Regions from separate parts of the Mus musculus genome. Here regions 1 and 3 are each linked to region 2. The links are chromatin loops, found by intact Hi-C in ENCODE. Cell type or tissue: heart. All regions are shown on one strand. Region 1 holds the start of Lamp2 (lysosomal-associated membrane protein 2). Region 2 overlaps Cul4b (cullin 4B). Region 3 holds the start of C1galt1c1 (C1GALT1-specific chaperone 1).

Region 1 (2,500 bases), 110 kb after region 2:
ATCTCTTCTTAAGCTTATTTTTAAATAGAGCCACAGATTAAAGATCTCCCAAACTGCATGACTTTGAAGCTATGTTTTAGAGCTTCTCTTTGTCTTTTTATTTGTTTGTTTGTTTTGAAACAGGGTTTCTCTGTGCAAACAGAACCTGGCTGTCCTGAAACTTGCTCTGTAGAACAGGCTGACCTCAAACTCACAGAGATCTGCCTACCTCTGCCTCTGGAGTGCTGGGATTAAAGGCATGCGCCACCACGGCTTTTAGTACTTTTCTAAGTGCAGTTCATGGGCCTCAGCATCAGAATCACCCCAGGTGTTTGTTTAGTAAAGGAATAAGACAGGATGGGAGGAGAAACCCTGCAATCCAAGCTACTAGGCATGCCGAGGCAGAGGAATCATATGTTCAAGTGCCACCTGAACTACAGCTATACTTTAAGTGTAAGGTCAAACTATTAGGCAACTTAGTGAGGATTAAACCTCAAACAAACAGTAAGCTTGTAGGAAAAAGGGCATTTGTTTCAGAGTCTCTAAGGCATCATCAGGTAAAATAAACAAAACAAAAACTACTTCCAAAATCCCTGAGAAGAGTGTGTGTGTGTGTGTGTGTGTGTGTGTGAGTGTGTGTGTTTTGGGAAGCAACATTTGAAGGTCATTGCTTTATTCCAACTCTGGAGTTTTACGTTAATGTTGTTTTCCTCTGTTGTTTTGAGACATGTTTGTTTACTGTTCACTTGGCAAGCGTACAGAATACGGGTTAGTATGAACTCATTAGAGAACATTAACTGTATTTGTATTCCAGATAGAAAAATATCTGGGAGTTTATGTATTTTGTAAAGAGTGTCTCTGGGTAGTAATGGGAGTGATCTTGATTTCCTTCTATTCTTATTTCTCTCTCTTTTTTTCTTCCTCTATTTAAAAATATGCTTCCTCTTTCTGACTTCAATTTCCCCATCAAGGAAAGAGAGTGTTATAACTTTGAACTTCAAGAGCATGGTCTGATCTGGTCGTTAATGACTCCATACCCCCTAGCTTCCCTATCCACCTATAGTATAAACTGTGTAGGTGGTCTCTATACTTGAATAATCGTGTATTATTTTTTACATATATTTTCATATATAAATTTACATACATATATATCTTGAGAGGCCTAGCAGCCGTTTTGTTGCCAGAAAAAATGATGCTGTTTGTTCTCAAGGACCTAGAATAGAAATAACCCACTGTCTACAAGCATCAAAGTTCCTCCTTTCCTGCTAGCCTTAAAAAAATGCCCTCCTCGCACAACTCTTTCTAGTTTAATAATGGCTGTGAACCAAAAAGCCAGGGCGTGGCCACGCCGCCCTCCTGCCCGGACATCACCGCCTCCCTCTCAGTTTCTAAGCATGCTGATTGGCTGAAAGGAATAAAGAACCCCGCCCCTGGTCTTATGACTCCAGCTGAAGCGGCGAGTCCAGGCTTTTGCGGTGCCTGGGTGCCTCGGTCGGTGGTCTCTCGTGCTTTCGCTTCCGCAGGGCTGCGAGGGGATTCGTTGGAATTGTCGGTCCGGTGGTCGCCTGGCCTGAGGGATCACGATGTGCCTCTCTCCGGTTAAAGGCGCAAAGCTCATCCTGATCTTTCTGTTCCTAGGTGAGTTTTCGGGCCCTCTGGTGTCTTTGAGCCGGGCCCGGGGGATCGGGGAGTTTCAAAGGCCACAACCTGAAAGACTGGTCTTTGAGAAGGCTTTGAGAGACCGAACAGCTGACACTGGGCGGCGGCGGCCCGAGGCGGCGGCGGAGGGGGGACGCGGGGGGGCCGGGAGGGGGGGACACACGACCTGGAGGAAGGCCTGGCCGTGGGATGGCCCGCCAGGAGGGCCTCTGAGAGTAACAGCGGGGCAAGTAAGGGGACGAGGGAGGACGACGTCAAGGGATTAGGCAAGAGGAGCGCAGAGTTCTAGACCTCTGGGCTAGAGAGAGCAACTTGGAAAAAGAGTCGGGGAGCAGACACCGGGGAGGCTTGGTTTCCTGGATCAGGGGAGAGTTTTAAAGATGGTGAAAAAAAAGTGTAGAGCGAGAAATGAATTTGGAACGGAAGGCGCTGTACCCTCGTGAAATTATTGGGGAGGGGGAGGGCATAGGGGGGTAGGTAGATAGGACAGTAGGGCCCAAGGGACAGAGACACCGTTTTGGGAGCTTTGTAGGTAGGACTTGAGGCTGGGAGAAGCAGTGATTGAAGAGCTAAGGAATGGCCTTGGAGTTTTGAGAGTGAAGGGATACACACACACGTACATACATATACATATAGTGACTGGGGCTGGAGTAACTTCCGGAAAGAAAAGTTATATCCAACCTCTGGAGACTAAAGGGATGAGTTGATAACTTTGGTGGGGGGTGAGTATCTGACTTAAAGGTGGTGAGGATCTCGGTTTTTTTGTTTCGTTTTGTTTTTTTTTTTTTTTTTGTTATTGTTGTTGGTTTGCTTGATTTTTGTTGCTTTGTTTGTTTTTCTCGAATAACTTTCGCTACTTCCT
Region 2 (2,500 bases):
CTAGGTATACTCCAGCCTTAGCCTCCAGAGCACCGGAATGACAGGTATTTGCCAGTGCTGTCTAAAAACTGTCCCGCGGGTTAAGTAAAAAAAAACAAAACAAAAATCCGAGACTTTACAGAGTTTATCGTTGGTAATTTAAATTCCGAGTTATTTATTTATTTTTTTATCAACAATCTTAATTAAAACTTGAGGTCTCATGGAACACACTGGTAGGGAAACAGACTTTTGCCAATAGTGTATCTAAACTGAGAGTTGGTAAATGAAGTGAGTCTGAGCTTTGTTTGGTTTACAGATTACTGATTTGATAGGGTGGGAGGGGTGAACCCTGAAATTGTGCTGGATGAGGCTACATGGCCTTCGAAAGTACCTTTACTCTTGCCAGTAATCTTAGAAAATGCTCTCGGTAGGAAGGTAACAGAATGTCCGTCCAGCTGTTCTTATTGAGGCAATCAAAATGCGGGCCCTGTGGGATGTTGTGTTACAGAGAAAAATGAGAGATTGTGTTGCTGCACTGAGTAAAAAACTTTCCTCCTAGCTAAGCCCTCTCCGCTCCCTGATCATAGCGATAGTCCTCTCTAGCAGGGGGCATGCTTAAGTTTCCTCTTACTTCAGCTTCTTCCCGTGGCCTTGCAACTCCTTAGTCCTTCATCTTGGTAAAGTTTCCCTTCGCCTTACTTTTCTTCCCACCCTCTTCTTTTCCCCAGATAGTTTACCCCGCCCCTAGCCTGCACCACCTACTCTGCCTCACCGGAGGCTTCCCGCTTCTTCTCCCGCCCCCCCGCCCCCCAACCAACCCTATCTGCCCGCCCTCCGCAGGTTCGGAAACCTCCAATCAAGAGCGCCGAAGGTGTCGCCAAGGTCCGCCCCGCCCTCCCTATCCACCTCTTTTACCCCCCGTGTTCCCTCCCCCAACCCCCCCACCTCAAGTCCGGCGGACCCGGGGGCTTCAGGATCTGGGAGCTATGAAAAGTGTCTGCCCAGGCACTTCCGGTAAGAGCGATGTGGCGCGAAGCTCCCCGCGGGACCCTTAAGGATCGGGTGGCCGACGGTGAGGGAGCCCGGTGGGGAGGGTGCCGGCAGGGAAGGGGTGCGGGAACCGGACCCCGAGTGAGCTGCCCGGAGTGAGCGTTCCGGGCGCTTCCAGCCGCCCCACGGTGAGTCGGCGCCCCCGCCTCCCAGGCCGCTCGGGTCCTCCTCTCCACCCCCCACTCCGCGAGGGTGACGCCGCCTCTCCACGGGCGCCGCGTGACCGGAAGTGGCGCCATCTTTAGCCTCTTGTGCTATTGACAATAACAAGCCTTGGCTCGCTCCCCCTCCCCCTCCAGCCCTGCAGCTCCCCTCCCTGAGAGAGGGAGAAAAGGAGGAGGAGCTGCAAGCTTCACTGGCTCCCTCTCCCCAGTCGCGCCTGCGGAAAGTGGGGAAGAGGGGACGAAAGCAGGGGAGGGGGGACGGCAGGGCTGTTTACCTGTCTGCCTCCTTCACCCCCCCACCCCCCGTTCTGTTCACTGCCGGTGTCAGCCTATCCGCCTTCCCAAGCCCTCCCATTCCCCCGGTGTGCCCCCCCCCCCACTTTCCTCCTCGTCCTCTGTGCTTCTCCTCTTCCTTCCCTTCCCCCTCCAGCATTGCCACCTCTCCTACAAGCACGCAGGCACATAAACGTAGGCTTTTGATGCTCCTCTGCCTGTTGACCCCGCTATTTTCATGTTTCCAACAGGTTTTTCTTCCCCCAATCCCTCTGCTGCTTCTGCTGCTGCTCAGGAGGTCAGATCTGCCACTGATGGTAATACCAGCACCACTCCGCCCACCTCTGCCAAGAAGAGAAAGTTAAACAGCAGCAGTAGCAGCAGTAACAGTAGTAACGAGAGAGAAGACTTTGATTCCACCTCTTCCTCTTCCACCCCTCCACAACCCAGAGATTCGGCGTCCCCTTCAACCTCGTCCTTCTGCCTTGGGGTTCCAGTGGCCACTTCCAGCCACGTACCTATACAGAAGAAGCTGCGGTTTGAAGACACCCTGGAGTTTGTAGGGATTGATACGAAAATGGCTGAGGAATCTTCCTCCTCATCTTCCTCATCTTCGCCAACTGCTGCAACCTCACAGCAGCAGCAGCAGCAACAACTTAAAACTAAGAGTATATTAATTTCTTCTGTGGCTTCAGTGCACCATGCAAACGGCCTGGCTAAATCTTCTACCGCGGTCTCTAGCTTTGCTAACAGCAAGCCCGGCTCAGCTAAGAAGTTAGTGATCAAGAACTTTAAAGGTAACCAAGGCCAAAATCCATAATCACCTACTAAGAATTTGACACTTGAGCAGTCACGTGTGTGCTATTTATGTTAATATATTGAACAGTATAGAGGTTGCCTAATGTTTTATGCGTAATCAATGAGTGGAAGGGAGGTCCTGTTTTTGGTGGAGGGTTCTTTCCCGAGGTGTTTGTGTCCTTCCTGTGAAGCATACTCTTTGAGTGTTTCCATCCAATGTTTTTGAGGTCTGTCTC
Region 3 (2,500 bases), 70 kb before region 2:
AAAGCACCCCTTATCCTGTACTGGGCTTGGTTCTCCATCTGTATTTCTAACACTCATTAACTCCTCAAATATTTGCTTATTGCATCCTGGCACTATCTGCTAGCAATACAGGGTGGAATACACAGAACCAACATTTACTGAATGCTTACTTTACACTTCACCTTTTGCTAGGGGAGTTATGTACACTAACTGATAACCTGTGAGATATTTTCCAAACACAACAAAGGAAGGAACAGAGGCAGCGTGAAAATGAAGTCACTTCTCCAGGATAGCAAAGCACTTGGCTGAAGGATCACTTCTAGGCTATGTGGCTTCGAAACCTACCACCCGTGTAACCACAGCCAATTCTTGCTCCCCAAAGCGATGACAATTTCAATGACTTGCATTTTGGTTCCAGGCCAGGAATACTGGGAGGAATTACCTTCTTGTCACCACAAGGGTACCAACACATTAGAGTAGGTTAGAGGAATGATCTAGAAATCTACATCAGGTAAGCAGCAGCTCTCTTCCGCACTCCGGCAGTTTCCACGCCCGTAGGCAGACCGAGGAAGGGAGCGTGGGCGGGCCTTAAAACACGCACGCCCCTCGGGGCATCCCATTGGGTACAGCTGAGCATGTCGGGGCGGGCCCTTTCCGAGTCTCACGGAGCCCGCCCCCCACGCCGTTCCCAGCTCTCGCCCCGCCCCACCCCGCCCCGCCCCGCCCCCACCCTCGTCAGCTTCCTCTGTTGCTCCGTCATTAATGACACCAACGAGAGGATACCGCCTGCGTCTAGAGCAGCCTGGTTCCGAGCGTAACAGAGTGGGCCTTGGACCTCTCACGTCCAAGCCTCGTGAGGCAGCGCTTTCCTGCCCTGGAGCCGTTCTAGATGCGGTGAGTGCCAAAACCTCGGCCCCCACTTCAAGCACAACCCAGAGCTACTGCTTCCCTCCCTCCCCTGGGAAGGCCAGGGCCCTAGCCTGGGCCCTAGCCCGTTCCCAGCATGCTCCACTAGGGATGCCTTGGCAGGTGCGGCGGGAGGACCCAGCGGGAGTGGGGAAAGCAGCCTTCCGAGAGCTTCTCCCTTGGCCCTTCAGTGGGACACTGATATCCATCCTGGTACCCAGTCTCCATTTTGATCTCCATCCACTTTCTCCTTCTAAAAACAGAAAAAGAAAGAAAGTTTGTCGCAAAAACATACTTTCTGCTTTCTCTTGTGTGTGCGTTTTAAGTTCCCTCCTCTGTACAAAAATATCCCATCGTGCGGATTGTTGGTGTTACTTTTTTTTTTTTAATTCCTCAGCGGAGAAAAAAAAATGTTAGGATAATTTGTACAAATAATTTTGTGTAGAATTAGTAGACGTTTTGAGTTTTAATAGTATTTTTGCCGTTAGGAGGAAAAATTCTGGAAATTTTTGACACAAAATCATATGAAGGTACTTGTCTGGATTGTTGAGTATTGGCCAGAAATAATGATCATGTGATAAGAACTGCAATTATAACAAGTAATATAAAGGTGAACTTTACAATGCTGTTTTGAGGCATAGCTTTTCTGTTCTTTCTCCTTTCCTATGGGAAGTGTTTATTGACCAAGTTCTCTGGATTACAGAGGGAAACTACCATCTTGCCTTCCCCCACCCACTTCCCCACACACTCTTAGAAACTGCACCTGTCCTTCAAACAGCTGTCTTTGTGGTAAAAGTCAAAGTTCATTTCTTTTATAAGAAAACAATAGGAGCCAGAAGTGTTGCCACACACAAGTAATACCAGCACATGGACAAATGAAACGAGAGGATCACAAGTTCAAGATCAGCTGGAGATACATAGTGAAACCCTATCTCACATCTTAGAAAAGGGGACAGGAAGGGGGGAGACAGGGTCAGTGTAGTATCCTTGTAGCATTATGGGAAAATTTGGTGCAAGCATCAATTATGTTTACTAGATCCACATGTCGCGTTTATAGGTCACTTCTACCACTGATAGCCTTTGTGACTTTAGATCAGCTATTTAACCTTTATGGTTCTCCATTTCCCCATTTAAAAGAAGTCTTTGTGTGACACTAGAGGGGGTCCCAGCGTTGAGTATTAAGGTCAGATGGGGCAGACATTTGGTAGCCTGCTCTATCACTCTCCCCTTTATTCTTCCTGAACCAGGAAATATGTTGAAGGCCAGCAGGCCCCAATGAGCTCCTGCCTCCAACCCCACAGTGCTGGGGTTAGACATGGCTTCCTGCCTTGCCCAGCTTTTTATATGGGCACTGGGTATGGAACTCAGGTCCTCAGGAAACTCAGGTCCACCGAATCATCTTTCCAGCCCCATTTTTTTTAAATTGACACATAACTGGACATATTCTTTAAATGAGAGAAATGACCTCAGGTAACAGCTTCTAAGGTCCTTTTCAACCGTAAGAGACACCGTGGAAGTAGAAGGAGTCCAGTGAAACTTTGAAGAGTTGCAGAAGAGACTGGGGAACATTCAGTCTTGACGAGCAACAATGTAAACCATAATATTGTCAGCTGTT

Evidence for each region. Hi-C counts contacts between places; a loop is a spot of excess contacts. Peaks named below come from ENCODE experiments on the same cell type or tissue, not always from the same donor. Only the 100,000 strongest peaks of a DNase experiment are listed, where the experiment ranks them.
Region 1: it touches region 2 in a loop (4-fold over the local background); 2 of 42 quality-filtered maps call a loop at or near these places.
Region 3: it touches region 2 in a loop (7-fold over the local background); 13 of 42 quality-filtered maps call a loop at or near these places.

The regions. Positions count from the first base shown.
Region 1 is chrX:38,455,366-38,457,865 of GRCm38, reverse strand. It overlaps Lamp2 (lysosomal-associated membrane protein 2), which reads left to right and starts at 1,406. Exons shown (of 9, transcript NM_001017959.2): 1 at 1,406-1,617. The coding sequence starts at 1,563. LOC115489130 (a long non-coding RNA gene) reads left to right here and starts at 1,624. Exons shown (of 2, transcript XR_003953097.1): 1 at 1,624-2,500. In heart, no CTCF peak of the experiment used is centred here; DNase peaks (open chromatin) are centred at 1,385 and 1,875; H3K4me3 peaks cover 1,295 bases; H3K27ac peaks cover 1,245 bases.
Region 2 is chrX:38,563,426-38,565,925 of GRCm38, reverse strand. It overlaps Cul4b (cullin 4B), which reads left to right. Exons shown (of 23, transcript NM_028288.5): 3 at 820-993; 4 at 1,718-2,263. Among named protein-coding and RNA genes, the nearest start is that of Cul4b, 12 kb to the left of the region's middle. In heart, no CTCF peak of the experiment used is centred here; DNase peaks (open chromatin) are centred at 855 and 1,245; H3K4me3 peaks cover 2,500 bases; H3K27ac peaks cover 2,205 bases.
Region 3 is chrX:38,633,351-38,635,850 of GRCm38, reverse strand. C1galt1c1 (C1GALT1-specific chaperone 1) reads left to right here and starts at 708. Exons shown (of 2, transcript NM_021550.3): 1 at 708-873. Gm52440 (a long non-coding RNA gene) reads right to left here and starts at 563. Exons shown (of 2, transcript XR_003953098.1): 1 at 422-563. In heart, a CTCF peak has its summit at 986; DNase peaks (open chromatin) are centred at 720 and 870; H3K4me3 peaks cover 1,663 bases; H3K27ac peaks cover 1,102 bases.